Linked DNA regions of Homo sapiens: region 1 is linked to region 2. A link is a loop called in an ENCODE intact Hi-C map of the cell type or tissue named here. Cell type or tissue: Calu3. All regions are shown on one strand. Each heading gives the region's core, and the rest is flanking DNA. Links, peaks and the distances in the headings are about the cores only. Region 1 overlaps LOC105375199 (a long non-coding RNA gene). Region 2 overlaps LOC105375199 (a long non-coding RNA gene).

The links. Peaks named below come from ENCODE experiments on the same cell type or tissue, not always from the same donor. Only the 100,000 strongest peaks of a DNase experiment are listed, where the experiment ranks them.
Region 1: a loop joins it to region 2, with 5 times the contacts of the local background. A loop is called at or near these places in 7 of 110 quality-filtered maps.

The regions. Positions count from the first base shown.
Region 1 is chr7:25,988,957-26,005,257 of GRCh38, forward strand. The region is part of intron 6 of LOC105375199 (a long non-coding RNA gene); the gene reads right to left. Among named protein-coding and RNA genes, the nearest start is that of MIR148A, 47 kb to the left of the region's middle. In Calu3, for the core only: no CTCF peak of the experiment used is centred there; a DNase peak (open chromatin) is centred at 7,375.
Region 2 is chr7:26,053,576-26,069,876 of GRCh38, forward strand. LOC105375199 (a long non-coding RNA gene) reads right to left here. Exons shown (of 7, transcript XR_927114.3): 2 at 15,932-16,226; 3 at 7,968-8,122; 4 at 4,889-5,239. Among named protein-coding and RNA genes, the nearest start is that of NFE2L3, 90 kb to the right of the region's middle. In Calu3, for the core only: a CTCF peak has its summit at 8,313 (motif pointing left); a DNase peak (open chromatin) is centred at 8,286.

The sequences.
Region 1 (16,301 bases), core at 2,660-10,659, 65 kb before region 2:
TTGCCTGTAGGACCAGTGACTCTTGTGCTTACATTCAAAGTTTAGATTTTTGCATACTAATTCTCCTTGAAAGAATTAGAAGCTAAGACTGTGTCATCAGAAGATCCAAGTTTTGTAGCCTGCATTATATAAACAGGAAAAGTCATCGCCTGTGCCTCAGTTTCCTCATCTGTAAATTAATAGAGAATAGATATCTGTTGGAGTAAACTACCATCTCTCTCTCTCTTGCTCTTTCTCTCTCTTTTTCACGCATGTTTTTACATCAATTGAGCTGAGTGCCAGTGAACCCTGAGCCAGCTTTCTGTATAACTAGAGCAGCAGCTGCTCCTTGCTGGAGGCAGGAAGTGTTTGTCCTGCAGGCCTTTGATCATCTCGTAGCCTTTCCACACTGGGAACAATTTTTTAACCATCTGCAGGCTCCGTAACCGGTTTGTGAACTTTCACTCTTCTGTAAACTTACAGAGTTGTATAAAAGTATGAACATTCAGCCTGAAAGCCATCTGAGCAACGGAGTCCTTTATAAAACTGCAACCTACTTATTCAACCCCAAAGGTGAAACTCCAGCAAATGTTTGTATATTTGATGAGTGCAAGCACGTAGGGTGTCAAGATGCCAGAAAGAGCTACAGGGCTCCAAAAATCCTTATTTTGAACCTATACCACCACAGAAAGTGATCATATTTCTCTGGCTATAATAGTAGAGTTGTAAGATTTAGGACTTAAAGAAACTAGATACCCAGTTAAATATGAATTTCAGATAAACCGCACATAATGGTTATTTTATTATTATTTATTGTACTATATATTACATAGTATTTTATGATTATAGCATTACATGGGGCGTACTTACACTAAAACATTATTCATGGCTTGTCTGAAACTCAAATCTAACGGGGCATCTTGTATTTTATCTGGCAGTCCTATGTGATAGAATAAATTTGTTCCCCCCTCTGTCCCCACCAATCCAGAGCTTTCTTTGCTTTTGTCTCTGTGTCAGAACCACGAAGTGGAAGGATTCACCTTTCCTTCCTCAGCCAAGGCTTCCCTGCAAATTTGGGCGAGCTCATGACTTGATCCCAGCTCCATCGGTATAAGGGGTCATCTAGGCCCAAAACTCTTTGCCCCACTTGTGGTTATCTTACATCTACTGCGTCAACTTTTCAGGTTGAAGGATCTCTGTATTTCAAACTTCCTCTCTCATTTTGACCATAAAAAATGGCCCACTCCCTGACTTAAGTCTGAACTTTCTAGACTGCATACTTTCTGTATTCTCTTGCCTCTTCTGCGTTTCTGGTGCCCTCAGGGCTTTACCTCCTAAAACTTCCAAATCAAGCTAAGAATGTTTCATCAGAAGATCCAAGTTTTGTAACTTGTTTCATGTAAACAGCGAAAGTCAGCACCTGAGCCTCAGTCTCCTCAATTTGTAAAATGGGTGTTGAATTCTATTAGGAGATACTCAAGATTGTTCCTAGCTCTGACATAATGTGGCTCCAGACTCTTCTCCCCTTGACTTCAATCCTCCTGGCCACAGCCTTCATCTGAGCCTCCCTTCAGGACGTAAGAGTGCCTATGTCCCAGTCTGATACTCAGTTTTTTGACAGAAACCACTTAGTATGGCTCCAAGGGTAGGATAGCCAATCCTTGCTCTTCTAAACATTTTCCTCAACTGTCTAACTTCATAAATTGTCAGCTTTTAACATTTGCAAAGTGCTTGACCAAGCAGAACACTCACCTTGTCAGAGATGGTCATTCCAAAAGTTCCTGTAGTGTAAATTATTGTCCTGTATTAAATCAAGCTATTTACATGTTAACACAATTAAGTACTACATAGCTGCAACAATCCGAAATTCTGTTGACTTTTACTACATAGAAATCTTCATAAGACAATGTTTGGCCCCAAACAGAAATACAGGTTTTTTTAAAGAATGACCAGGCAAGATGTATAAATACACATGAACAACAATCAGAAGAGAATTCAGAAGAGTAAAATGTGTTTCAAACACAGAAATTTAAAAAAATAAAATTGCGTTTATTTATGTATTTATTTATTTATAGCGTTTCTCTATAGTTTGAGAAACGCTAAAAAAATTCCTAGCTCTCTCATCTTTTAAAACTAAGAAAAATCAGCTGGGCACAGTGGCACATGCCTGTAGTCCAAATTAATTGGGAGGCTGAGGTGAGAGAATCCCTTGAGCCCAAGAGTTCCAGTCCAGCCTGGGCAACATATTGAGACCTTGTCTCTAATTTTTAAAAAAGAGAGAGAAAAATAAGAGGTCAAGGGAGTAAATGAGGGAGGGATCTGGTGGGAGGTGATTGGATCATGGGGTCGGTTTCCCCCATGCTGTTCTGGTGATAGTGAGGGAGTTCTCATAAGATCTGGTGGTTTAAAAGTGGCAGTTTTCCCTGAGCTCGCTCTCTCCTGCCACCATGTAAGGTGATTGCTTCCCTTTTGCCTTCTGCCATGATTATAAGTTTCCTGAGGCCTCCCCAGCCATGCAGAATTGTGAGTCAATTAAAATTCTGTTCTTTATGAATTACCCAGTCTCAGGTAGTATCTGTATAGCAGTGTGAAAACAGACTAATACAATTAGTTTAAGCAAAAAAGAAGAATATATCAGAACCAAGGACAGAATCTGTTGGAAACTATCAAGATTTTTTTCATTCTGTCCCTTATCTCTGCCTCTAAAAAAAAATTCATTTGTCAAAAAAAAAAAAAAAAACCCAGAAAAATAATAGAGAAAATCAGTAAAGTCAAAAGCTGCTTCTTTGAGAAGATCAATAAAACTGGCAAACCTATGGCCAGAAGTGATGAGGACCATAAAAGAGAAGACACAAGTGATCAATATCAGGAATGAAAGAGGTGGCACAACTATATATTCTATGACATTAAAAGAACAATAAAGGAATATTTAAAGCAACTTTATGCCTATAAACTCAACAATTTGGATAAAATAGAAAATTCCTTGAAAGATATATTACAAAAGCTTACTCAAGAAAAATAGATAACTTGATTCTCCCTGTATCTATTTTATCTATTTATTTATTTAGATGGAGTCTCACTCACTGTGTCATTCAGGCTGGAGTATAGTGGTGTGATCTTGGCTCACTGCAACCTCCACCTCCCAAATTCAAGTGGTTCTCCTGCCTCAGCCTCCAGAGTAGCTGGGATTACAGGTGAGCACCACCACACTCAGCTAATTTTTCTATTTTTAGTAGAGACAGGGTTTTACCATGTTGGCCAGGCTGGTCTTGAGTTCCCGACCTCAAGTGATCTGCCCACCTTGGTCTCCCAAAGTGCTGGGACTGCAGGCATGAGCCACCATGCCTGGTTGCCCTGTATCTATTTTAAAAACTGAAATTGTAGTTTACAATCTTCCCAAAAAGAAAACCCCAGGCCTAGATGGCTTCATTGGTGAATTCTACCAAACGCTTAAGGAAGAAATAATATCAATTCTACACAAACTCTACCAAAAGAATTGAACAGGAAGAAATACTTCTCAACTCATTCTCTGAGGTCAGCATTATTCTGAAATCTAATCCAACAATATGTTAAAAGGATAATACATCCTAACCAAGTGGGGTTTATCCTGAGAATGCAGGGCTGGCTTAACATTGAAAATTAATTCAATGTAATTTATGAGATTAATAAATTTAAAAATAAAAACATATGATCATCTCAGTAGATACAGGAAAAGCATTTAACAAAATCTAACATTCATTCCTGATCAAAGCTCTCAGCAAACTAGGAAGAGATGGAAACTTTCTCAGCCTGCTAAGGACATCTATTAAAAAACTATCTACTTAATTAAAACACTACACTTAATGCTGAAGAATTGAATGCATCCCCTCTAAGATTAAGAACAAGACTGTTATGTTCACTCTCCTCACTTCTGTTCAACACTGTGTGGAGGTTCTGATCAGTGCAATCAGGTGAAGAAAAAAGAAAATAAAAGAAAAATTCATCCAGATTAGAATGGAAGAAATAAAACATCAGATAATCATCTATATAGAAAACCCAATGTAATCTACAAAAAAAAACAAAACAAAACCTGCTAGAACCAGTAAGTAAATTTAGCAAGGTTGCAGGATACAAGAGCAATATATAAAAATCTACTATACATGTATATGCCAGCAACAATCAGATATGAAAATTGAAAAAAATACAATTCACAATAGCATAAAAATATAAAATATTTAAGGATACATCTGACAAAAGACATGTAAGACCCATACACTGAAAACCATAAAACATGTCTGAAAGAAATTTTTAAAAACCTAAATAAATAGCAAATGGATTAGAAGAATCAATATTGTTGACATGTCAATATTCTTCAAATTGATCTATAGATTCAGTGTAATTGCTATTAAAATCCTAGCAAGCTTTTTTTTTTTTTTTTTTTAAACAGGGTCTTACTGTGCTACCCAAGCTGGAGTACAGTGGCATGATCATGGCTCACTGCTACTTTGACTTCCCTGGGCTCAGGCAATCCTCCCACCTCAGCCTCCCAAGTAGCTGGGACCACAGGCATGCACTACCACGCCTGGCTAATTTTTGTATTTTTTGGTAGAGACAGGGTTTTTCCATGTTGCCCAGGTGAGTCTTGAGCTCCTAGGCTCAAGCAATACACCTACCTCAGCCTCCCAAAGTGCTGAGATTACAGGCGTGAGCCACTGTGTCTGGTCCAGCAATCTTTTTATGTAGGAACTGACAAGTTGACTTTAAGTTCATATGAAAATGCAAATGACTTAGCCAAAATAAGTGTGAAAAAGAACAAAAAAATTTTTTTGAATCGATATTGTTCAAGCGATCTGCCCATCTCGAACTTCCAAAGTGCTAGGATTACAGGTGTAGGCCATCCTGTCCAACCAGAAGAACAATATTAAAAGGACAACACTCACTGATTGCAAAAATTATTATGAAGCTACAGTAATCAAAATGGTGTGTTTGATGTAGAGAGAGACAGATCAATGGGAAAGAACAGAGAGTCTGGAAATAAATCCACACATATATGGACAACTGATTTGGGCAGGCACAAAAAGGTAATCCTATGGAGAAAGTATGGCCTTTTAAACAAATGATGTTGGAACAATTGGCTATCTATATGCAAAAATAAAGGTGAATTTGGATTTATATCTTGCACTGTATTAAAAAATTAACTGGAAATTTATCATAGACTTAATAGAAAGCCTAAACCTATAAAATTTCTAGAATAAAACAGGAGAAAATTTTTGTGACCTTGGATTAGGCAAAGGCTTTTTAGGACAACAAAAGCACAACCAATAAAAGAACAAATAGATTGATTGGACTTCATCAAAATTAAAGACTTTTGCTTTTCTACTAAAAGAATAAAAAGGTACTCCACCAACTGGAAGAAAATATTTGCACAGCATCTATCAGATAAAGAATTTATACCCAGAATATATAAAGAACACTCCAAACTCAACGATAAGAAAAAAGACAACCCAATAAAAGACGAACAAAAGATTTGATCAGATCCTTTACAAAGAAAATCAAGAACACTTCACAAAGGATCTGCAAATAAGCACAGGAAAAGATGCTCAACATCATTAGTCACTAAAGAAATACAAAATAAAAATCACAAGATACTACTACACATCTATTAGAATGGCTGCAATTAAAAAGACTGACCATGTCAAGTGTTGGTGAGGATATGGAGGAGGCTCTTTATGCCTCAGTTCTCTTACCTGTAAAATGGCACCTACTTTATAAGGTCGTTATGAGGATTTAATGAGTAAATACATCTCAAGTGCTTAGAGAAAGTGCCTGGCACATGGTAGGCAGGGCATGAATGTCTATTGTTTTCATTCTCCCACTAAGGAGGTGTGATAACCCACATCCGTCTCTAAGGGTAAGCAGCAATTTAACAAGAGAAGAAGAAAGGGGAAGGGAATTGGAGCAGAGCAAAGGCCACTTGGACATCTAAGTGAGACAGGGAAAAAACTGTGAAAGGGGAAACTCATTAGTTATTTACAGGCCTTTAGCCTCATTTTCAGGAGGGCAGTCCCTGGTAATCAGGAGGGCCTTTGTTTGCTGAAGGTATGGAGGAGGTGAGGCTGCCTCTGGAGAGGTGGTTTCTCCAGCACAGCTGCTGGGGCAGAGTGTGGGGTGCACTTGCTGCGAGGAGGGAATGCTAGGAGAGGTGACCTGCCTCATGGAAGTGACATTCAGAATGCTGTGCATTGAACTCTCACCACCAGCAAGAGCAATAAGCTCAGGAAAAACGTTCATTTCTCTCTGGTACCTTTTAATTTGAGGAATCAAGAAAAGTGACAAATTCCTTCTCCATGGTAGGTAGAGGCTGAGGACCCAGCCTGCCCTTGAGCCCTAGGTAACAGTGGGTTACAGAGATAGAGGACCGCAGTGGTCACTAACTGCCTTCCTGAGCACCTCCCACATGCCAGGCATTGGGCTAAGGGCTGCAGGAGCCCAATGATTAAGACACACTTTCTGCCCTTGACGACCTCACAGGTCCAGCTGGAAGACAGACCAGGAAGCAAATAATTACAATTAAACACTGTCACATTACTGTTAGAAGGGCCATACGAGAGGCTAGTGTAAAATGCCTTAAAAATGTAGATACAGAAACAGTCTCACCATGGAGCAGATTACAAGTACTAGGACTAAAGGAGCAAATATTAGAAGTAAAAAGAAAGAACATTTCCCTGCTAATTTTGGCATCCTTAAGCCACCCATAATGAAAACAGCTTCTTAATCAAATCCAGCTTTTATTTCCAGGCTGAACCACAGCCCTTTCTGTTTTCCTCCTAAGCCAATATAATGTTTTATTCCAAGCTGTTTTCTCCCATCATCTGTCAAATAGGGCCACTTTAGATCTAATACCAGCCTCTTGATGGGGAGCAGGGGCTGCATTAGTAGAAGAATGTCCTTACATCCCTGCAGAACTCTCTGGGTTCTTTGCTATTACTAGAAAAGATCAGAAGAAAAAGATAATATAAAATTAGGTGATTTAGCTAATATCCTCCTATCTGGTTCTGAGGACTATTCAGACTAGGAATGAGATCTGTTCTTTCGTTTTAATTTGAGCACTCTTGATTCCTAGTACGGAAATGCACTATAAGCTCTGACCATAATCCTTCTCTTAGTGTTTGTTTGTGTTGCAATATTTACATTTGTGATCTTCAGAATCATTAATGCTGCTCTGCAGCCATTGTCTCATCAAGTGAGCTAACAAATGATCACCCATCAATAAGAACCTGAAAACCTGGCACCTACAGAGATCGAAATAACCGTCCCCAGAAGCCCGATACACAATCATAACTCAAGCAGCAGTGGGGATCCACAATGCTCACACTCCCAGACGGTAATGGTCTAGCCTCCAACTCAGGCTGAAGAATGACCACAAGTGGGCACTAAATTCCCTGTCAGATGTCTGAAGCCCCACGGCTTAATTATTAGCACTAAGATTACAGCCTCTATATCAATGTGACTTTACTATTTGTTCAAAGAAATTCTGGCTCAGGAAGATAAGGCCATAAACCAATAAGATACCTCCAATACTCATTTATCAAAAATAGACTGCTCAACCAGCCATCTTCTCAGGACAATAGGTTATTCATACAGGTAAACAGTCCCCTTCCCAAGACAGTAGGTCACTCACCTGGGCAAATCTACTTGCCTATCAAACAGTTATTCATGAAGTCTCACCTTAAAACTCTCTTCTTTGTTGCATCCATCAACTCTAAACAATTTTATCATAAACTTTGCCTAATTCTAATCAGATTACTGATTAAAATTAAACCACTTGAACTCAGGCCCCAAAACTCAATGACTATTTTTCTTCTGACACACTACTAAGTCTCCACCAAGGTGATACTTTCCCTTATTATAGTAAATAATAAACTCAGCTTTGTTTGATCAGCTGATTATTCTGATGGTCTTTCAGGAGCGTCAGATACTCCAGATGGATTAAATGAAGGAAATGTAATGAAGCAGCTCCTTTCAGAAGTGAAGGCAAGATTACTGCGATACACGAGGAATAGTGAGGTGTCCAGGGACCAGCAAGAGTGGGAAGCCATTGCCACCCCTAGGGCTGAAGGGACAAGGGGAGGAATTAGTGTCAGTGGAACCCAGCAAGAGTGGAGACTATAGAGTCATGGCTGCCCAGCCAAAGCGGAAGTCATGAAGGCCCACACCCACCATCACAAATCAGGGGGAGCAGGGAGGGAACACTGCCTCTGCTTCTCTTGCCCTTCAGTTGCCTGCTGGTTCCTCCCATTAGACAAACCCAAATGGAAGCCAGCAAGCAAGCAGACCCCAATAATGCCGGAAGCAGTCTGCTGGGGGCCAGCGAAGGGCAGAGAAGGGAGGAGACTGGATCTGTGTGAACATGGGGAAATGGGATGATAAGTGAATAACCAGTACACAGCACAAGGAATATTGGTTGAATGAATGAATGAATGAATCCCCACTGGTCTTCAGCAAGGTTATAGTAATAGTATTTGCTAACGAATGAATAAATGAGTTATACTGAATATGCATTATCTCTACTTAGCATATTGGCTTTGCGGGGGGCAGGGGGATCATAATCAGTAAATGTCAACTTTGTTCCTTTGCTTAAAACTTTATTTCAGCCAAGATAGACAAGGCACTGATATTAGTCCATTCTCACATCACTAATAAAGACATATCCGAGCCTGGATAATTTATAAAGGAAAGAGGTTCAATTGACTCACAGTTCCGTAGAGCTGGGGAGGCCTTAGGAAACTTAAATCACAGCAGAAGGAGGAGCAAACACTTCCTTCTCCACAAGGCGGCTGCAAGAAGTGCCGAGCAAAAGGGGGAAAAGCCCCTTATAAAATCATCAGATCTCGTGAGAACTCACTCACTATCATGAGAACAGCACGGAGGTAACCACCTCCATGATTCAATTACCTCCCACCGGGACCCTCCCACCACATGTGGGAATTATGGGAACTACAGTTCAAGATGAGATTTGGGCGGGGACACAGCCAAACAATATCAGCACTCAAAGAGTAAAACAGAGAAGAAAAATTGGGCATGTTTTAGAGATTTCATAGATGTTATCTGTGGTATAATTTGGCTTAAAGCCTGGACTTAGGAGTTCTGGCACAAATATCCTTCACCTACTCCCTAAAATATCATCAAACCAAGACTTCTTATCTAGGAATTTTACCATAATTGCAAGAGCTAACCACATCACATTTTCTGGAAGGACTTGAAAAGGTTAGCAAATTTGGAAATACCACCAAATAAGAAGTTGCCAAAATAATCCTTTTTTAACAGTTCTGTTTTAAATTATGTAGTCTAGTAGAATGTGAGCTTATGAGAGTTGGTCAAAGCCAAGGAAGCAAACTAAGTTTTTGGGCTATCTGCCCTGTAACAGATAGCCCCCAGTATAATTAAGGGTTAAAAACCTCTAGTTCTGAAATCAGATAGACCTGGTTTTGAATCTTATACTATGTGACTTTGGGCAAATTACTTGCATCCCATGCCTCAGTTTCCTCATCTGTAAAATGAGAATATTATTCCGTGCTTCTTTTTTTTTTTATTGGTGGCTATTATTTTTGGCCACCACATTCACCCCCTACCCCTTTCAATACTTTTTCCTATAACCCGGGACCGGAAGTCTGGCAACTGCTACATGTCCATCTCCATTTCCTTCACGGTTCTTAAAACTGTATATAAATACATTCTGCCAATGATATGCCCCTGTGCAAGTTTCGGAAGTTCAAGCTTTAGCAGATGTGAGCTTCACAGCAACTTCTAAGTTTTCGCTTCCTAGTTATCAGCCTGGGTGCTTCAGGACGGCTATGACCAGCGGTGACCATGGGCAGCAGTTTTCTGTTGTTTTCCTCATCTCAGTGGTGGCAGCAGTTTCTCAGAGTAAGACTGTATGGGTGAACCTAAAAGCTCACGGTGCCTCCCGTGACTTTTGCTCCTTCAGCCTTTTAAACTTTTTTATTTTAATGAACTTCTAATTCCTTCCATTAAACTTCTTCCTACATAAAATATCTAAGGTCTTTTCTTTTATTTTGAGACAGGGTCTCGCTCTATGACCCAGGGTGGAGTGTAGTGGCACAATCACCGCCCACTGCAGCCTCAACCTCCCCCCACTCAAGTGATCCTCCCACCTCAGCCTCCTGAGTAGCACGGACTACAGGCGCATGCCACCATGCCCAGCTAATATTTTGTATTTTTTGTACAGACAGGGGTCCACCATATTGCCCAGGCTGGTCTCAAACTCCTGGGCTCAAGCGATCTACCCACCTCAATGTCCCAAAGTGCTAGGATTACAGGCATGAGCCACCATGCCCGGCTGGTTTAGCTTTTTCTAACTGAACCCTGAATGAGATCTACCAGAGTGTACTAAGTTTTATACCCCAAAAGTACCTTTTATAGAAATGATCCTTGAATTAATCACTACTGTGGAGGTCCTTCATCATGTGCATAACTGTTATGGATTCTTCTATAAAACTGAAGACTTCAGAATTCTCCAAGGCAATGAAGACAAGTTAACAACTATGTTAATCATCCTAATAGCACTTTGATTTAAAATCCGTTTATTTGGTTCACGTGACCATTTCAAACACCTTATTTATAGACTTATATAAAATATAGGCTGAACCAGGTAAATGAGTAATATTTTGAAAAGAATCTTTTTTTCTGAGCAGTAGGTCTTACAAGTGGGCTTTAAAAATTCAGTAAACCATGCTGTAAACAGATATGCTATCATCCAGGATTTGTTGTTCCATTTAGAGCACAAGCAGAGTATATTAATAATTCTTGGCCGGGCACGGTGGCTCAGTCTGTAATCCCAGCACTTTGGGAGGCCGAGGCAGGCGGATCACGAGGTCAGGAGATCGAGACCATCCTGGCTAACACGGTGAAACCCCATCTCTACTAAAAATACAAAAAAATTAGCCGGGCGCGGTGGCGGGCGCCTGTAGTCCCAGCTACTCGGGAGGCTGAGACAGGAGAATGGCGTGGAGCTTGCAGTGAGCCGAGATCACGCCACTGCACTCCAGCCTGGTCGAGGGAGCGAGATTCCGTCTCAAAAAATAAATAAATAAAAATAAATTTAAAAATAAATAAATAAGTAAGAATAAATTCTTAAAGCTCCTAAGATTTTCAGAATGGTAAGTGAGCACTGGCTTCAACTTAGTCACCAGCTTCATTAGACCCTAACAAGAGAGTCAGCCTGTCCTTTAAAGGTAGACATTGACTTCTCTCTAGCTATAAAAGTCCTAGATGGCATTTTCTTCCAATAGAAGGCTGTTTTACCTATATGGAAAATCTGCTGTTTGGTGTAGCCACCTTCATCAATGGTTGTAGATAGATCTTCGGGGGAACTTGCTGCAGCTTCTACACCAGCACTTGCTGTTTTGCTTTGTACTTTCATGTTATGGAGATGGCTTTTTTCCTTAAATCTCGTGAACCAGTCTCTGCTAGCTTCCAATTTTTCTTCTGCAGCTTCCTCACCTCTCTCAGCCTTTGCAGAATTGGAGAAAGTTAGGGCCTTGCACTAAATTAGGTTCTGGTTTTAAGGGAGTGTTGTAGCTGATTTAATCTTCTATCCAGACCACTCAGACTTTCTCCATATCAGCAATAAGGCTTTCCTTTTTTTTTTTTTTTTTTTTTTTTGAGACGGAGTCTCGCTCACTGCAAGCTCCGCCTCCCGGGTTCACGCTATTCTCCTGCCTCAGCCTCCCGAGTAGCTGGGACTACAGGCACCCACCACCACGCCTGACTAATTTTTTGTATTTTTAGTAGAGACGGGGTTTCACCGTGTTAGCTAGGATGGTCTAGATCTCCTGACCTCGTGACCCACCCGCCTCGGCCTCCCAAAGTGCTGGGATTACAGGTGTGACCCACTGCGCCCAGCCTGCAGTAAGGCTTTCTTATCATTCATGTGTTCACTAGAATAGCACTATAGCATTTTTAATTTTCTTCAGTAACTTTTCCTTCACATTCACAACTTGGCTAACTGGTGCAAGAGGCCTAGCTTTTGGACTATGTCAGTTTTCAACATGTTCTTCTCACTAAGCTTAATCATTTCCGGATTTTGATTTGAAGTGACATGTGCAATGCTTCTTTTCACTTGAACACTTAAAGGCCATTGTTATTAATTGGCCTAATTTCAATATTGTTGTTTCTCAAGAAATAGGGAGGCCGTAGGAAAGGGAGAGACATAGGGGAGTGGCTGATGCATGGAGCAGTCACATACACACATCGTTTATCCATTAAGTTCACTGTCTTATATGGGTGCAGTTCATGGTGCCCAAAAACAATTAAAATAACAATATCAAAGATAGCTGATCACCAACAGTATTGTAACAAATATAGTAATGATGAAAAAGTTTGAAATAATGTGAGAATTATCAAAATGTGACACAGAAACATGAGGTGAGCACATGCTGTTGAAAAATAGCATAGACAGACTTGCTGAATGCAGAGTTGCCACAAATTTGGGTTGCTTCAATTTGTAGAAAGTGCAACATCTGTGGAGTGTGTTAAAGCAATGTGCAACAAAACAAGATATGTCTGCACTCCATTTTGTATTAAAGCAGCACTCCACCCCTCCTTGATAAGGTTGTAAGCTTCTTGAAGACAGGAACCAGGCTTTACCAACTGGAGGAACTCTTGGTATGGTGTTCTGCATAGTAAAAATATCACTGAGGAAATCACAAGTTCACAGATTTGCAGAGAGAATCACCATTTGAGCCTTCCTTTAATGCCTGAGGTTTTCAAAGCCAAGTCCAGTCCTGACTTGCCTTAAACATCTAATTAATCTTATCTCTGGACTAATGAAACTGATTACATGGCACTTTGTAAATATCTAAGGTACTCCCCAAAAGATAAACAGCGGCAATGGTCAAGATCAAAGCGTTGGGTATGGAATGCAACTGTTATGGCTCGAGGGTCATGGCTGCCTGGAAGAACAATAAACGCAGCCTGGCTTTGATCATCTCACTCTGAACACAGAACCTTCAGTGGTTCCTCACTGCCTTCAAAAGCCCACACTTCTTGGCAAACTCCTCTGTGCCCCTACCACCTGGTCTCAGCCCACCCTCCCTGCCTTATCTTCCAATGCCTTTCACTACCATGAACAAGCTCACCAAACACTCCGTGAACAACTCATGACTGCACTGACTGGCTTCCTGGTCTCCAAATACTCCCTTTTCTTTCCCCTGCCCCTCCCCATCCAGTGCATTCTGCATCAGCCAGCTCAGGTCCCTCCTCTTCTCAGAACCATCATGTAATGACCCTTTCCTGCCACCTTGTACAGTTGACACTTCTTACATACTCATTAAGCACTTTTCATGTATTATCTCACTTCTCAAAATTATAAAGTAGGATTATTTCCTCCATTTTATGGATGAGGAAACTGAGGCAAACACCCTAATATTTTCAGACTGTGTAATTCAAGTCTCAGATAATATTTATAGCTCACTTATGCTCCAGAAGAAAATCTGGCTAATTTACTCCTAAGACAGCTGATGGACATCTATAAGATTTCTTAAACAAAGCAGTGAGTGCTTTCAAAATTCAGTATAATAATCTCAAAATTGCAACAGCATATATGGTATTTAAAAATACTTTACACACGTAGGCCAGGCACAGTGGCTCACACCTGTAATCCCAGCACTTTGGGAGGCTGAGGTGGGCGGATCACAAGGTCAGGAGATCGAGACCGTCCTAGCTAACACGGTGAAACTCTGTCTCTACTAAAAATGCACAAAATTAGCCGGGTGTGGTGGCGGGTGCCTGTAGTCCCAGCTACTCAGGAGGCTGAGGCAGGAGAATGGTTTGAACCTGGAGGGGCGGAGCTTGCAGTGAGCCAAGATTGCGCCACTGCACTCCAGCCTAGGCAACAGAGCAAGACTCTGTCTCAAAAAATAAATAAATAAATAAATACTTTACACATGTAAAGATGCTCAATATCATTAATCATTAGAGAAACGAAAAATCAAAGCCACAATGAGATACCCCTACACGCCCATTAGGATGGCTACGATTAAAAAAAAGAAAGAAAGAAAATAAGTATGGGTGAAAATAGGGAGAAATTGAAACCCTTGGGCATTTGCTGGTGGGAATATACAAGGTGCAGCTGCTGTGGAAAATATTTGGTAATTCCTCAAAAAATTAAACATTGAATTACCATATGATTCAGCAATTCCTCTTCTAGCGTTGAAAGCAAAGACTCAGATATTTGTACACCTGTGTTCATAGCAGCATTATTCACAATAACCAAAATATAGAAATAAACCAAATGTCAAAGATGAATGGATAAACAAAATGTGGTCTACACATTTATTGAAATATTATTCAGCTTTAAAAAGCAATGAAATTCTGGCACATGCTACGACACGGATAAACCTTGAAGACATAATGCTAAGTGAAATAAACCAGTCACCAAAGGACAGATGTTATATGATTCCACATAGATGTGCCAGCTGGAATAGTCAAACTCACAAGTAGAATAGTAGTTGCAAGGGGCCAAGGGGAAAAGGGAATTTAAAGTTCGTGTTCCACGGCACACAGCTTCACTTTGGGAAGATAAAAAGTTCTGGGCTGGGCACGGTGGCTCACGCCTGTAATCCCAGCACTTTGGGAGCCTGAGGCAGATGGATCACGAGGTCAAGAGATCGAGACCATCCTGGCCAACATGGTGAAACACTGTCTCTACTAAAAATACAAAACTTAGCTGGGTGTGGTGGTGCACGCCTGTAGTCCCAGCTACTCAGGAGGCTGAGGCAGGAGAATTGCTTGAACCAGGGAGGCGGAGGTTGCAGTGAACTGAGATCACACCACTGCACTCCAGCCTGGTGACAGTGCAAGACTCTGTCTCAAAAAAAAAAAAAAGAAAAAGTTCTGGAGCTAGATGGTGGTGATGGTTGCACAACAATGTGAATAATGCCACTGCACACCTAAAAATGGTTAAAATGGTAAAATTTTATGTGTATTTTACTACAATAAAAAATACAAAGATACTTTTATATCATGCACTTGATCCTCCCAAACACCCTGCCAGGAAGCAGAGGGGATTTACAAAGCAGAATCGGGTTCATGGTTCTGGGTAGGGCCCGAGACTCTGCATTGCTACTCTGCATTGCTACCCTGCACCTGGTGATGCTGGGGATCTACAGACCACAGCCCTGGGGCAGGACAAGTAGGTGGCAGGAATGAGATGCAAAACCTGATTCGTTATACTCACAGTCTTTTCTTTTTTCTTTCTTTCTTTTTTTTTTTTTTAATACCTTATACTCACAGTCTTTTCTTTTTTCTTTCTTTCTTTTTTTTTTTTTTAATACCTTATACTCACAGTCTTTTAGCTCTTTCAGGGAATCCCTCAGAAGCGACTCCAACCTCATGAGGAGGAAAGGGCTCACTGAGAACACAGATCCTCACCATCTTGATGGATTGATCAACTGAAATATTTCCAGGTGACCATCATGAGGCTCACCCATTGTTGTGAATGCCACAGACACCCTGAGGATATCTAAGTTACACCCGCCTTTGATCTTACACAGATTGCTTTTTTTAAAAAAAAATAAAAAAGACTACCTGTACTTCAGCTAAAATTAAACTATAATAGAAACTAATTGGATTGCAAACTAGTTGAACTACTTAAAGCTTTCCTTCACAAGATTATTTGTCAGAAGTTCTAATCCCTGATGCATATCAAAATCATCGTTTATTTTTTAAAATACCCATGCCCAGGACCCAGAGAGACTGATTCAATGGGTCTGCTGCTTAGTTTTGTTTTTCAAGTTCTCCAGGTAATAGCAGTCAGAGATGGAAATCATTGACCTAAGATTAAAACGCAACCTAAATTCAAGATATTTAATAAATTGCATTGGTTTATCTTCTTGATTGACATTACTAGATATCAGAATAAAAGTCTGGTATATTTTATTTGTTAACTCCAAATGCAAACAAAATACTTCAGCTATTTCATTGGGTCTAAATTTACTGTAGGGGCAAACTTTACACAAAATCACACAAGACTGCTAGCAGCAATTACATGCCCCTAGCAACACAAGGGTTAATTTTAGCATCATAAAACTCTCAGTTGGACCCACCAGTCTACTTAAAATTATGGTTAGGTTTATCTGCTTCATTCAAATCAATAGCTGCTTTACTTCCCCTGCTGAAACAGAGCTTGCCACCACAGCCATATTGATGTTACCCTTCTTATTGATTATCATCGTTCATATTCAGCCATAATTTGGATATTGCCAACCAACATTTCCAGCCAAGGACGCTTCAAAATAATGCATATAAATTGTGTCTTATTG
Region 2 (16,301 bases), core at 3,391-11,390:
ATGGTTAAAATTATCTAAAAGAGAAAACAAGGGATGAGGAAACAGCATATTGCTAATGTTTAAGGAATGCTTTCTACATGCCAGACTCTGAGCTGGGCACAGGAGTGCAGAGATTAGTAAAATATAGGTTGTATTTCAGAGACACAGAATGATCAAATGTATAGAATGTGGGCTTGGGACAGACCTGGGTTCAACCTCTCTAGTCTGCTCTTACTTCCTGTGGGCCCTTGTTCAAATCACTTAACCCTCATGCAGCTTAGTTTCATCATCTCAAAGGAATTTAAAAAGTCTATAGCCATACCACCCTGAATGCACCTGATCTCATCAGAGAAATAAAAAGAGCCTAGCTTTCATGAATATTGCTGAAATTAAAAATAATTATGTACAGCACCACTATGGCGCCTTGTACAATGAAGACATAAAATAAACTGACTTAAGAAATGGAAAGTTACCATGACCTTTGAAGCCTTGGGTTGCCCATTCCTAATTGCCTCTCCCCCAAATTTCTCTCCCACAAAGAGGTAATCTTTTTCGTGTCTTATTATGTTCTTTTTCTTGTATCCTAAAGAAAATATTGCTTGGGCCAGGCATGGTGGCTCATGCCTGTAATCCCAGCACTCTGGGAGGCCAAGGCAGGTGGATAGCTTGAGCCCAGGAGTTCTAGATCAGCCTGGTGATCATAGTGAAACCCCATTTTGTATGAAACCCCATTTTGTATGAAAAATACAAAAAATTAGCTGGGTGTGGTGGTGGGCGCCTGTGGTCCTAGCTACTCAGGAAGCTGAGGTGGGAGGATGGTTTGAGCCCAGGAGGCAGAGGTTGCAGTGAGCTGAGATCATGTCACTACACTCCAACCAGGGCAACAGAACGAGACCCTGTCTCAGTTTAAAAAAAAAAAAAAAAAAAGGAAGAAAATATTGCTTGGGTTTGCCTGCTTTCAATCTTTAGATAAAAGGACTCATGCTTGCTTTTTCTGCCTCATGCTGTGACTTTCCTTTGTTCACTCAAAGCACTTTTGAGATTCATCCATATTGACTGTGCAGCTGTAGTTCATTCATTTCGTTTCACTGGTGAATGGCATTGTATGGCATAAATATACCACAACTTAATTATTAATTCATTCTCATGTTGATGGTCATATCAATTGTTTCCAAATCTTTGCTGTGAACATTATTCTGCAGGTCTCCTGGTGTTTCGATGCAAGAGTTTCTCAGGATCTCTGACCGGAATTACTGTATGTGCATACATTCAACTTTGCCTAAGTAATGACAACTTGTTTTCTGATGTGGTTGTTCTAATTTGTACTCCAAATCCCATATATGAGAGTCTGCATTGTGCCCAACACTAAATATCAGACTACATTTTTTGCCAATTCGATGGGTATAAATAGTATCTCACTGTGATTTTAACTTCCATCTCCCTGATTACTAATAAGGTTGAAAATCATCTTATATGTCTATTGGCCATTCATGCTTTTGGAGAATTCCTATTTGTGTCCCGTAACTAATTTTCTATTGGGTCATTTGTCTTTTTCGGCTCTATTCTAAGGCATACTCTGTGTATTCTGGAAACTAACCTTTTGTCAGCTATACATGTGCAAGTACCTTTTCCCAATTTGGGGCCCGTCTTTTCAATCTCTTTATGGAATCTTTTGATGAACATAAGTTCTTAAAGTCAGTGGAGTAAAATATATTCATCTTTTCCTTTATGACATAATTTTTTAAAGAAAATATTTTTCAATTCACTTCTGATGCATCTCTCTTAATTGTTAAGCAATTTTTTTCCTGAAGCCTGCATATCATCAAGGCTAAGCCATGAGGCTTAGTGTCCCAGGGAAGAAAGGGCAAGTCCCGTCTAGGGTAGGGAAAGAAAGCAGAAGGAAATGACGTAAGGGTGAGTTCCCACCAGGGAGAATGAGGAATCTGAAGCCCTTCCAGGAGAAGTGGTGGTAATAGAGAGAGATTTGCAGAGAAGGAGGCAAAGAGAAGACGCTACCTGAGTCTCTCAGAGACTAAGCACTGCCTCCACCTTGGGCCTTACACTGGCCAGAAGAACATAATCCAAAATAAGAGAGAAGCTGAAAGTGAATGGGGCTTGTGCCACTTCTCTGAAACTGTGGAACAAGACCATCTCACAGGGTATTCCTTTGTCAAGATGTGACACAAAGTGTTCCACGTCTCTCCCAGTTCCTTTGTAGAATGAAGGGGATTCAGATGGTCCAGTGGGCTCTCCCACTGAGTGACACAGAAGCTAGTTGACCACTGAGGGCCAAGAGAACTGCCATATGGCTGGCAAGGCTAGTGTGAAAGTGATCCGTAGCAGAGACCACAGAATGGACATTCCAGGCCAGAATTGGATGGAGAATATGGAAGAGGATTAGAGCATCTGCACAGCCAGCAAGGGTCAATGTGGAGCTCAATCAGCGAAAAGAAGCCTACCAGCTCCTGATCAGGCCAAAGGATAGGCCATGAGTTATGTCAGCTGCAGCCTTCAACAGCAGATGCCAGCAGGATGCCTGGAAATGAGATGATTAATTCACAATTCTGAGGAGGTCAGCATGAACACAGACAACAGCACAAGGACCATCACCTGAACCAGCCATCCTCCCCTACTGCCATGAGGATGGGTAAACCTTCCCTATGCCTCTAGAGAAAGGATAAGAGAAAGGCTTTCAAAGAAGAGAAACAGCTCCTCCCCACACACACAGCCCTCATGAAAATGGGGCCTTGAGACTAAGATGAGAGTAGTTAGAGAAAATAAAAGCAAACTACCTTTTTCTTTTTGCATATTTGAGAGATTCTATGTACCTCTCTACTCCGCTTCAATAGTTATTATTATGGTCCTCATTGTATATGGGAAGTCTGAACATGCAAAAAAAGATTATAGTACAATCTAAATACAGTAACTGAGCTATACACAATATACATAGAGCCCATAGAAAAGGCAGAAATTAGCTACATATATTAGTTTTATATTGCTGTATAACAATATTACCACAAACTTAGCAGGTTAAACCAATACAGTTTTACTTATCCACAGTTTTACTTTCCATGGTTTCAGTTACTCATAGTCAACTGTGGTTCAAAAATATTAAATGGAATATTTCAGAAATAATTCATAAGTTTTAAATTATGCATCATGCTGAATAGCATAATGAAATCTTGCACCATGCCGCTGCCTCCTGCCCAGGACATGCATCATTCCTTTTTCCAGTGTATCCACACCATATATACTTCCCATCTGCTAGGCACTTAGTAGCTGTCTCGGTTATCAGGTCAAAAAAGCATAGTATATGCGGGGTACAGTACTATCCACAGTTGCAGGTACCCACGGGGAGTAGGTATCCACGGGGGGTAGGTATCCATGTAGCTGGGTCCTCTGTAAGGCTTCAATCAAGGTATTGGCCAGGGCTGGGTCCTTATCTGAAGGCTTAACTGTGGAAGAATCTGCTTCTAAGCTTACAAGGTTGTTGGATGCATTTAATTCCTTGTTGGTGGTGGACTGAGAGCCTCAGTTTCTTCTTGCTGGTGTCAAGTTCCCTGCCACGTGGGCCTCCCCAACATGACTGCTTGCTCATCAAAGCCAGCAAGGGAGTTCCTCAGCAAGATAGATATTAGAGTCTTATGTAATGTAACCATGGAAGTGATATCTCCTTTGCCATGTTTTATTAATGTGAAGCAAGTCACACATGCTGCTTACACTTAAGGGGAGGAGATGAAGGGTGAATGCCAGGAGACAGGGTCATGGGAGTGCCTTAGAGACTGTCCACTATACTAGGCAAGGTGGGTGGCTGGGGAAGACATGCCAGATGTGACTTCTCAGAGGAGACACAATCTGAGCTGGCTTTTGAAGAAGGTTAAGAGCCCCAGAATTGCTTGGCAGCCCCAGAACCTAGTCAATGTTTAGCGTTATAGGAGGAAAGAACAAATGTTTGTGAATGACAGTATTGACATCGGGAGAAAAGTCTGGTCACCCTTATAGGAAAGAAGATTGTATTTTACATGAGGCAAAAACAAGAAAAATAATTGTCAAATCTCATCTCAATAGCAATAAGTAACATTAAAGCCCTTCTAGCAATATTAAAATGGGAGAGGTCACTGCATTAATGTCTCAGCAAGCCTCACCAGGAAAGCGTAATGAACATCAAGGGCACTGAAACGACAGGAGATGATCTAATGCAGGAAGCTCCCCAAATACTATATTTATACAAATGATAAATAGGTTTCAAGAAAGGAGAAACCAACTAATGTTGATGACTAGGGAAATAAATAATATTAGAACTTTACACTGCAGTAGCATCTTTCATCTGGGATCCTAAAAAGCTTTAAGAGTAATTAAATTTGGGTGCTGCATCAAAGTAGACCCATTTTTAAAACAAAAATATGGATTTTATGCCCTTCAGCAGATGTAGCACTGAATAGTCTCACAGATAATGAAACAAAACCTGGAGATTATTTTCTCTTGAAGAATGTTTTATCATTGTTTCCAAGGTTCTAAATTTGTAACTAGCTGAGTCTTACGGAAATGCAGGGTGGAGCCACATTTCTTTCTATATATTGGAAAAGAGGCAGCAGTTTCAGCCCAGGTGGAGTGTGTGGGGATTGGGGGTTAGAAGCAGTCCCCATGGAAAACCCACCTAGGGAACAGGAAGCAAACATTGGGTCGCCCTTGACATATGAAAAAATGACATGACATTTGGAAAGCATCCATCTGTGTCAAACTCTGTTCTGGTTTTCAAGTATCATTGTTGGAGTGCCTCTGAGTCTCAAAAGCCTTCTGTGTTTCACATTGTTTCCGTGTCAGAGACAAGTCCATGTTTAGTTACTTGGGAGCAAGCCTCCATTCCTGGTTGGTGGTCTCAGTATGCTACCAGATCTTGCCATCTTACCATTTGAAGCTCCTGTGACCATGTTGAACCCACTCGCAACCTGGGTGTGTCTGTGGGAAGCCTGCATCTCACAGGGACATTAACACCCCTGCTGGGAGACTTAGCGATTCAGACAGGAAGTTTCATCCTCAAAATCAAGTCTCATATGCACCCTTCCATGTTCCACTGTGCCTTCAAGATGTGTGAATCAGCTTGCTGCTTCGGCAGCAGAACGTGGAGACAGCTTTCCACCCCCGGTTTTCCACGGGGCAATACACGGACCATCGTGTGAGCTGGCGGTGCAGAAGCATAAAGCTCCTTGGCCATCATTCCGTTCACAATCATTCCGTTCACAACAGGGCCATGCTGCATCTGGGGAAAGGCCGGTGATCATGTGAGCATGAGTGGTCATGGTCTATAAGGAGGATACAAAAGAATCTCGGAAATAGACACCATTTATTCACCAGTTCCTACTAGAAGAAATAAGTTTTGAGCCCTTCAACTAAAATAATGTGAAGAAATATTCCTGAAGTTAGATAGGCAGAGGATTAGGAATGTGGGAAGATGCTTGACTGAAGGTTCAACCGATCTCCTGTGTTTAATTTATTAATATGGAGTTCTAGCTGGGCATCTGATACTCAAAGACAAGGGAACAAAGCTTCACAGCCTGTTACAGCTTTGGACTTGGCCCAGGCTCATGCCCATCTCCAAAGCGGTCAAGTCCTATTTGTCCTATAAGAAGCACCTGCTGGCCAGGAGCAGTGGCTCACACTTGTAATCCCAGCACTTTGAGGGGCCAAGGCAGACAGATCACGAGGTCAGGAGTTCGAGACCAGCCTGGCCAACACAGTGAAACCCTGTCTCTACTAAAAATATGAAAATTAGCTGGGCGTGGTGGCGGGAGCCTGTAATCCCAGCTACTTGGGAGGCTGAGGCAGGAGAATCGCTTGAACCCGAGAGGCAGAGGTTGCAGTAAGCTGAGATCGTACCGCTGCACTCCAGCCTGGGTGACAGAGCGAGACTCCACCTCAAAAAAAAAAGATGCACCCGCCGTTGACAACCTCCCCAGGCTTCTCATCTATGAGTCATCCACCCTCCCCAAACTCCTCACCATTTATACATGCCTCCCTCGAGACCCTCATCCCTGTGTCCATTCAATTTTAGCAGTTTATGTACACGTCATATCCTCTTTTCAATCAGAAGTAACTCGAGGGCCCTCGCATTTTGGCTCGTATATACTAAGTACTCAGTAAACACCTTGGAAAATGAGTGAATGGCTGTTTAATACCTATTAAAATACAGAGACCAAACGTACACTCGCCCCTCCGGATCTCACTTGGGGAGCAGTGCCTTTGTGCTCAGGAGGGCTGCCATGTTCCTAAATACTTCGGAATACACAGAATTCTGGTATGCTTTCTAGAGACCAGATATACCCAAGCTTCAGCCCAATTTCAGTTTTTAAAAACAGGATCAAGAGGGCCAGATGTGGTGGCGCATGCCTGTGATCCCAGCATTTTGAGAGGCCTTGGAGGGCAGATCACCTGAGGTCAGGAGTTCGAAACCAGCCTGTCCAAAATGGTGAAACCCCATCTCTACTAAAAATACAAAAATTAGCTGGGTGTGGTGGTGCACACCTGTAATCACAGCTACTCAAGAGGCTGAGGCACAAGAGTGGCTTCAACCTGGGAGGCAGAGGTTGCATTGAGCTGAGATTTTACCACTGAACTCCAGCCTGGGTGACAGAGTGAGACTCTGTTTCAAAAAAAAAAAAAAAAACAAAACAAAACAAAAAACAGGATCAAGATTTACGCCTTCCTGAAGAAGTTGAGTCTGGGGTCACAGTCATTAGTATCATGCTTCATAATGACCTTAAGCCTCTTTCAAGTGTGTGATATTCTATTAGGTTGATGCAAAAGTAATTGCGGTTTTTGCCATTCTTTTTTTTTTAAAAAAAAGGCAAAAACCGCAATTACTTTTGCATCAACCTAATATATGCACAGTTTCATAAGCTCTCTGAGGGCAGGACTTCTGTCTATTCTGTTGATGTTATTGTTACCCACACACACTACCTTGTAAGGAAGTCTGCCCACACTGGGCAAACATTAACTATTGACTAAGCGTATCATTTTATTTTAACACAATTAGGAAGCCCTGCATTCCAAGGAACCCCTTTAGCCAAAAGCTGCTGAGTTAGGTCACCAGACTCAGCACACACCTTTTCTAATCTGCTTCTTCAGTCCCTATGAGCCATACAATGCATTCTCTCCTGCCTAGAGTTGGCAATTTCAATTATTTCTTTTCCAGAAAGAAATAAAAGTGTCTGGACTGAAATAGATTTCCCTGTTTGGAAACTAATGCAGTGAGGGGTCTATTTGTTACAAACACTGATAGGCAGCCTTCTCCACAGAGGTGAGCCGTCCTTTCCCATGGGCTCCTCTTTGCTCCTTCCTCTACAGGAATCCATCTACTCTGGTTCATGTACAGAAGGTTACTGTGGTTTTTCCAGGAAACTGCTGCCTGATGAGGGAGGCAAATTTTCTGTGTACAAATTTGAGGACCATTTGTGCAGAAACAGACATAAGTAACAGAATATAAGCCATATTAATGTTTTTATGACTATACTTGGGCCTTCTCAACAATGGTTAAGTGTTGCCAAACTAGCTTTACTTAGTGTTGGCAGGACAGGAGCTGTAATATATAGTTCTTTTTGTCTTGGCAATAAGTCTGGCACTCCTGCCAGAATCTACTCTAAAGGAAATGAACCAGAGACAATAAGTCCATTCAAATGCACTAGCGATTTCTTCCAGCAGGGATTTTTCAATTTCTAAGTTGATACAAATTTTAAAACCACCTATTTTAAGTAGGGAGTGGGAGTTTTATTTTCCAAAAGAAGATGTTATATTTACCAATGTATTTCTGACATCTGTCCGCAACAAGAAATATTATAGTGCCAGGTAATTGAGAAGGTGTCAGAACAAAACAAACATAAAACAAACAAAAACAGAGAGAGATGTATTCCTTTCAAAAGGATGTAAACACAAAATATAATTGATGGGCTTCATTCAGTCAGCCGTTTAATTTGCGGTGTTTAAGTACTTACATAAAATGACATTACTGCTGTGCTATTGTCTCGCTGGTTCCATGCATTTTATTTATGACCATGTGTCTTTGTGAGTGAATAAAAAAATGTGGAGTTGCTAGCAGCAAACCTTACACATTTCAAAACCCAAAACCAAGAAATCCTTGAAGGACCACCTATAAAAAAAAACTTTGTTAACACAAGGTTCAATATTTGCCTGGGTTGGCACAATCCTACTTGGAGGGGAAAAAGGAGGCGGATTTTTCTGGCTTTAGGAGGCGGGATTTCAGGTAAACCACTGTGAAGGTGCCTGTCTACGCCTCTGAATTCTAGAGCCTAGAGCCCCCTGCTGGCTGAAGGAGGAAGAGACCTGAATGGACCCGATGGCCATCATTTCAAACTCCTCATTTTCCCCCCAGGTCATTCATTCATGCAGCAAATATTCGTTGAGGCTTGCTCTGTGCCAGGCACTGTTCTAGGCTCTGGGGATAATCTGTTCAACAAAACATACAGGTCTTTGCCTTACTGGAGTTTACACTGCAAAAAAAGAATTCAAATGGCCGGACGCGGTGGCTCACACCTGTAATCCCAACACTTTGGGAGGCCGAGGCGGACGGATCACCTGGGGTCAGGAGCTCGAGACCAGACTGGCTAGCATTGCAAAACCCCATCTCTACTAAAAATACAAAAAATTAGCCGGGCGTGATGGTGCACACCTTTAGTCCCAGCTACACGGGAGGCTGAGGCAGGAGAGTCACTTGAACCCCAGGAGGCAGAGGTTGCAGTAAGCCAAGATCACGCCATTGCACCCTGGGCGACACAGCAAGACTTCATCTCAAAAAAAAAAAGGAAAAGAAAACCAAATAACCATAAACTATAATGTCACATAGAAATTGATACTAACAGATAAACTATGAATCACAGCACAGCAGGGAGAGGAAGTAAAGAGTGATGGGAGGATGATGTATTTTTAGACAGAAGAACTGAATAAATAAAATGAAGAAGAGGGAGAAATTGGTAGGAGGGGCTTCCAGGAAAGGGGCGGAGCGAGTGTGAGAGCTGGGCGGGGGTCAGGGAGTGCACGGAGCAGTTAGCAGTGCAGAAGGCCCCGGTAGCTGAGCGATGAACCGAAACTTAAAAATGAGCTGAGCCCAATGATGCGGAGCCTTACATGGTAAGAATTTTGGATTTTACAGTAATCCACGGAGAGGCTTGAACAGAGAATTAACTAAATTTGCTTTCCATTCTAAATAGACCATTCTGTGTGCAACAAGAACTAACTGCGAGTGTGAAATCTGAGAGGCCCATTTTGGAGGCTACTGCCATCATATTTCAAACAATTCAATCAATGAATTTCACCAAACTGAAATTCCTGCTGTTTACAACAAGGTTCAGAGAAGAATAAAATATCTTGGTCTCTGCCCTCAGAGAGCTTTCAATCAACTTGGGAAAATAAGATAGGCACACTTCAAATTAAACTTACGAGAGACAGTGAAGGATTGTTCTGGCTTGTACACAAGAGCAATAATAATGAAGATGAAAAAGGTGGTGTCACCAGCAGCCAAGCACCAGCTTGAGGCAGTTTAGCTTCATGGTTAAGAGCACAAGCGCTAGAGCCAGGCTGCTGGGGTTCAGAATTCTGGTGTCATTTACTAGCTGTGTGACCTCTGGCATGTGCCTTGGTTTTCTCTGTGCCTCAGTTTTATGACCTGTAGAATGGATCTAATAATAGGACCTTCCTTATAGGGTTGGTATGAGGAATAAATGTGTGTCAATGTTGTGTAGAAGGTGTTTACATCAGTGTTAGGTAATTTACCAAAACTACTCAAAAGGAAGAAATGTCTCCGAAATCATTATTACTGCAGTAGGTCAGATGTGGTGTGATAGTGACTTACATATCAGTTGTGGAAACAAAATAAAAGGGGCAGTATTTCTGGAAGGTTAACTTAGAAGGTTTGATGACAACAAGATGGTAAATGAAGCATACAAAGGGGTTCAAGATGAACATGAGATCTCAAGCGTAATGATTAGGAAAACAGTAGAAAGGAGAGAAAAAGAGAATTCAGGATGGGAAATTGGTTTGAGAGGCAGGGCAGGTTGGATTTCAGGCATACTGAGTTTGAAGTGGACAAGTGATTAGAAATGTCAGACTAGGGCTCAGAAGAGAGATCAAGGGTATCCTTATGGATTGGAACCTCTTCCTTTGGGGGCTATCTTTGAAGCCATGGAGATGACAGATAACTAAGACAGAAGTGGCTGAAAAAAAAGAGCTCTAAGAATGAAATTTAGGAGACATGACCATAGTTATGGATTAGAAAAGAGGCTGAAGAGGCCGGGCATGGTGGCTCATGCCTGTAATCCCAGCACTTTGGGAGGCCTAGGCAGGCGGGTCACCTAAGGTGAAGAGTTCAAGATCAGTGTGGCCAACATGGTGAAACTCCATCTCTACTAAAAAAAAAAAAAAAAAAAAAAAAAAAAATACAAAAATTAGCCGGGTACAGTGGCAGGTGCCTGTAATCCCAGCTACTAGGGAGGCAGAGGCAGGAGAATTGCTTGAACCTGGGAAGCGGACATTGCGGTGAGCCGAGATCACGCCACTGCACTCCAGCCTGGGCAACAGAGTGAGATTCTATCTCAAAAAAAAAAAAAAAGAAAAAGGAAAAGAGGCCAAAGAGAGGAAAGCATCAGAAAATCAGGAAGAGACATGTTATTTTAGCAAAAATATTGAGAAAGATGGAAAAGCCACTGTCAAACACTACTAAGAGATAAAGGATAACTAAGTATGCCTTTGGAGGAGATCATTAAGAAGTCATTGATGGGCCAGGCAGGTGGCTCATGCCTGTAATCCATCCCAGCACTTTGCGAGGCCGAGGCGGGTGGATCACCTGAGGTCAAGAGTTCGAGACCAGCCTGGCCAATATGGTGAAATGCTGTCTCTACTAAAACTATAAAAATTAGCAGAGTGTGATGGTGCCCGCCTATAATGCCAACTACTTGGGAGGCTGAGGCAGGAGAATCTCTTGAACCCGGGAGGCGGAGGTTGCAGTGAGCTGAGGTCAAGTTACTGCACTCCAGCCTGGGTGACAGAGCCAGACTCTGTCTCAAGGAAAAAAAAAAAAAAGTCATTGATGGCATCAAGAAAGAGTTTCTCAAGTGCAGCTTATCCTAAGGGTCTCTGCTAAATGTTTGTCATGAATGCTGTGCTGTGCCACCCAGATTTCTCCATCAGGACCCAAGGTGCTGTCTCCCCGGGGAGGGTTGTAAGCTGACAGCTCCCAGCGGCTCGGCTGAGGAAAGCCATCTTGCCCAAGGTCGTGCCCGCATCCTGGGGCAGCCTGCAGCAATGGCTGGTTGACTTCGGGGTATAAAAGCCCAGTTTCTTCCCAAAAAGGGACAACTCAAAAGGGCCATTCCAGGTTTCGAGCCATGGAGTCAGCTAGGGCTGAGTCACAACACACTGTGACTGCACTGCCGCCAGCCTCCCCTTCCCCACACAGCGTTGACGCCAGTGAGAAGAAAAGACCCCCAGGACACTTTAAGCAGCAATGCCAATCTCTGAGTCGGGATCTGCTTCCCCAGGAACCCAGAGGCCACAATGTATTAGAAAATTCAATAAAAATAAAAATGATAACATCAGGGAAGAGTTTTGGCACAAAGAGATCAATATAGCATTTAACAGGCCAGGTGCAGTGGTTCATGCTTGTCATCCTAGCAATTTGGGAGGCTGAGGCACGTGGATCACTTGAGTTCAGAAGTTCAAGACCAGCCTGGCCAACATGGTGAAACCCCCATCTCTACTAAATTACAAAAATTAGCCAGGAGTGGTGGTGCATGCCTGTAATCCTAGCTACTTGGGAGACTGAGGCACAAGGATCACTTGAACCCAGGAGGCAAAGGTTACGGTGAGCTGAGATCGCCCACTGCACTCCAGCCTGGGCAACAGAGCAACACTGTGGAAAAAAAAAAGAAAGAAAGAAAGAGAGAAAGAGAGAGAGGGAGAGAGGGAGGGAGGGAGGGAGGAAGGGAGGAAGGAGGGAAGGGAGAAAGAAAACACAAAGAAATAGTATTTAACAGATAAATAAAAATAGTTCCTTAGAAATAGAAATTCTGAAATTGAAAGGGTCAAATTGAGGGAAGTGAATAGGAATGGGCTTTTCTCCAGGACCCCAAACCTATCAGACTTGCAAAAAATGAGATGGTGCCATTTACCTTTGGTGAAAATAGAGTGCTGGGTTTCCTAACCCGATTGATGGTGCTGTCACCGTATAACCTCACAATCTCTTTTAATCTCTGCACTCTTGTCACTTTGCTGCCATCTGGAGAGAGGATTAATTTGATTTGTCCCCCAAGGAGATTAATGTATCTGATTGGATTCCAGCACACGGAGGGATACCATTCTCTAACCCATCAGCACTGTCCATGGCCAGGGTGCAAAAGCCCATCCCACTTCTCCCAAGAAAGAAGCAGCTCTGAGGATCCCGAGACACTGTGGAGATGATGCTTGCAAAGTTCACTTTCACATTGCGCTGTCTTTCTAGCCTTCCCAGTGTTGAAATATCTCTCCATACGCCCAGTGGACCTTCCCATAGCCTATGGGGGTGGGGCAGGGGAAATTCACTGCTTAAGAAAAAGAATGTTCTTTCATGCAACCAAATGTACTATCCAACCCCTCAGATGCTTGGAAAGGCAGGGATCATGCCTGTTTGTTTACCTCTGTACCCCAAGAAACCAGCAAAGTGCCTGAACACACAGAAAGTGCTTGATTGTTGAATAAATGATCTAAAAACTGGTGCTAGGTGGATCACGAATGAAGTAAAAGAAACAATCAGTAAATATAAATGATAAAGATGGCTAGAGACAGTTTGGCTCTGTGTAAATTATGACTAAGTTGGAGTCCTCTTCCGGTCACCTCAGTGAATGTCTCAGTGATCCAGTTGCCCATGGTAGATACTTAAGAAAAGCTCTTTGGACTGAATTAAACTACAATAAAACCTCATTGGTGGAAGCCCAAATAAAAAAGCATATTCATTGGTGCAAATACTTCAGAAGAAGGGACATTATTCATTATTCAGCACAAGGATATGAGAGTGACGAGGAAGAGAAAGACAGGGACAATTTTTAACAATGAGAAGAAAGGAATCCAAAGGTGGGGAGTCTAAGGAAAATGATCGATTATCCACATTAATGGAACTATTCGGTTTAAAGCTTCAAGAATTGGCCTGAGGGACCACCATGAAATTTGCTATCTCAATTAATCCTTGCAAAGTGAAAATAATACATGTTAGCTGTTCTCACCATTCTAAGGACTTTACATGTATCCTCATTTGATCCTCTCAAGAACTCTGTGTGTTAAGTTTGCCAGTACTGCCATCCCCATTTTACAGATGAGGAAACTGAGGTCTAGAGAACTTAAGTGACTTGCCCAAGGTGGCACAGCTGGTAAGTGCAGCCATGGGTCTTCGAACCTGGACAGTCTGACTCCAAGGCCATGCTCTTAACCTGTTCACTGTATCACCTCCTGCAAGGACAAACATTCCACCTTCTTTTCCCCTCTTCAACCCACAGGTAAGTTCTGTATTTCCTGGTTTTTAAACTCTAGAAAGAATGCTCTTGAAGAACAACCATATGACACTTTTTAAAGTGCAATTGATATTTAAGACTCTATCTCTACATTGAGATTCCTAAGAAATAGCATTTTTAATAATATAGATGTTTAAAACAAAACAATACAGAAAGTGGGCTGCATCTGAGGGTAATTTTTTTTTTTGTCTATTTTGTTCACAGCTAAATCCGTGGGCCTAGAATAGTGCCTAGCACATGGCAAGCTTTCAAAAATATTTGTCAAACTTGTGGTTGAACCAAAACAAGATATACAGAATCCCCTATATGGGTACTCCCACATAAACTTTATGGCACAATTGAGACTCCACCTCCAGGGCATGGTTTCTTGGGAGAACCCAAGTGGCTAAGTCTTGCCTTGTATTTGCCTTGTATTTTATATTAGAATCATCCTGTGAGGTAATTAACGCAGTTTTATGATGCTTAATCAAAGACACACAACTTGGCCGGGTACGGTGGCTCACACCTGTAATCCCAGCACTTTGGGAGGCCGAGGTGGGTGGATCACTTGAGGTCAGGAGTTCAAAACCAACTTGGCCAACATGGTGAAACCCTGTCTCTAGTAAAAATGCAAAAAAAAAAAAAAAAAAAAAAAAAATTAGCCAGGCATGGTAGCACACTCCTGTAATCCCACCTACTCAGGAGGCTGAGGCAGGAGAATCACTTGAACCCATGAGACAGAGGTTGCAGGTGAGCTGAGATCGTGCTACTGCACTCCAGCCTGGGCAACAGAGGGAGACTCTGTCTCAAAAAAGAAAGAAAGAAAAGAAAGAGAGAGAGATGGGGGGTGGGAAATTAAGGAAAGAAGGAAGGAAGGGAGGGAGGGAGGGAAGGACACATACACAGCTTGCTAAAACATGTCTTCTAGCAAAGATGCAAGTATAGTAAAAGTTTTCTTAGCACAATGTGTCCAAGTCTGATGTGTCCAAATTTGAGTTGCTTCATTAATTACTTGACAACTTGACAACTTTTTTTTGTTTTTTGGGGTTGTTTTGGTTTGTTTGTGTGTTTGTTTTTTGAGACAGTCTTCCTCTGTTGCCCAGGCTGCAGTGCAGTGGCACAATCTCTGCTCACTGCACCCTCCACCTCGCAGTCTCAAGTGATCCTCCAACCTCAGCATCCTGAGTAGCTGAGACTACAGGTGCGCAAAACCACGCCCAGCTAATTTTTGTATTTTTCGCAGAGAGAGGGTTTCACCATGTCTCTACAAAAAATTGGTTAGGCTGGTCTCGAACTCCTGGGCTCAAGCACTCCTCCCACCTCGGCCTCCCAAAGTGCTGGGATTACAGGTGTGAGCCACCGCACCAAGCCTTTATTTGTATTTTGAGGCAAGATTGCTTCATGGTTAAGAGGCATGGGCTGAATGACCAGGCCTGTGTATGTTTGTTAACCTCTCTGAGCCTTAGTTTTCTCATATGTAGAATTTAGGTAATTTATTAACATCTATATCAGTTAGGTTCTAACCAGGAAAAAAGAAACCACTCTAGGCATTTCAAAGAGGGCATTTAATATGTGGAACTGGTTCCCTAGGTGAGGGAAGAGTGGGGAAGCTAAATGGGATGGTGAGATGACCTGGATACGAGCTGCAGCAGGAAGCCACCACCATCCGTAGGGCTGCAGGGACAACCAGACAGAGCAGGTGGTGACAGCAGAGCCCAAAAGCCAGGGCTACTGGGCACTGGGTCCATAGGGGAGACACAGCTGCTCCTGGAGTCAGCACTGGCATCAGCACAGGAAAGGGATAAATGCCCTCACATCTTCCCTCTTCCTGCCCTCCAGCCTCTGCCAGCGCCTCTTATTGGCTGAACCTAATGAGAAGCCAGGGAGCCTGGGAAATGTGATGGCTGTGGTACAGAGCAGAGCAGGAAAAGGGCAGAGATGGACCTGAGAGCAAATGAGCAATTCACCAGCTCAAGACCTCACTGGGCTGTCATGAGATTTAAATGGGTTACACATGTGCTGAGCACTCCCCGCCGGCACGTCATGGTGCTTAATGAAAGTTATTATTGTTATTATATGTAACAGGCCCTGGGCTGGACATGGGTAACAGAAAAGACGTAGACTCTACTACCAAGTAGCAACCAGTCAAATCACTGTAGCCCATTTGTTTTTTAGCAATGACCCATTCCGTGGGCCTCTAGTGTGAACCTTCTAGCAGTCTTTATCCCCCCATATTGATACAGGTGACCAACTTCGGAGTATGCATATCAACCATCAGCATCAATGGTGACCAAGAAAAACAGGCTAACATTGACCTATAAGTGTTTACTCTTCCAGAATAAAAGGGGTCCTTAAAAATGCAAAATATTTTATGTAAGATACAAAATGATCTGTCAATAAAACAGGCACTGACTCCATCATCTTACCTGATAAAGGATTGATTTAGTGAGTGTGTCATTTATGCAGCTGATTGCGTGTCTAGCTTTAAGGTATTTGATGATTTCCTAAAAAGACAATGGCTTTACAACTAGAAGCCCATTTTAAGAAAGATTTTCTCAAATCAGAGAGGTTCCTCACACGGATGACATGAAACCTTGGATGAAGCGTTCATGAGTCTGGTCACGAGCAGAGTCAACGGGTGCTGCCAATTAGAGGCCAGGAAATCTTGTCTCTCCATCTCTTCATTTTTATCCCTGGCCTTGGAGTCGCCAAATATTAGTTCTGGAATCCAAAAAACACATTCGCGTGCCTAACATGTAGAAATTACTCCAAACCACCAATGCCAATTACTGCTAA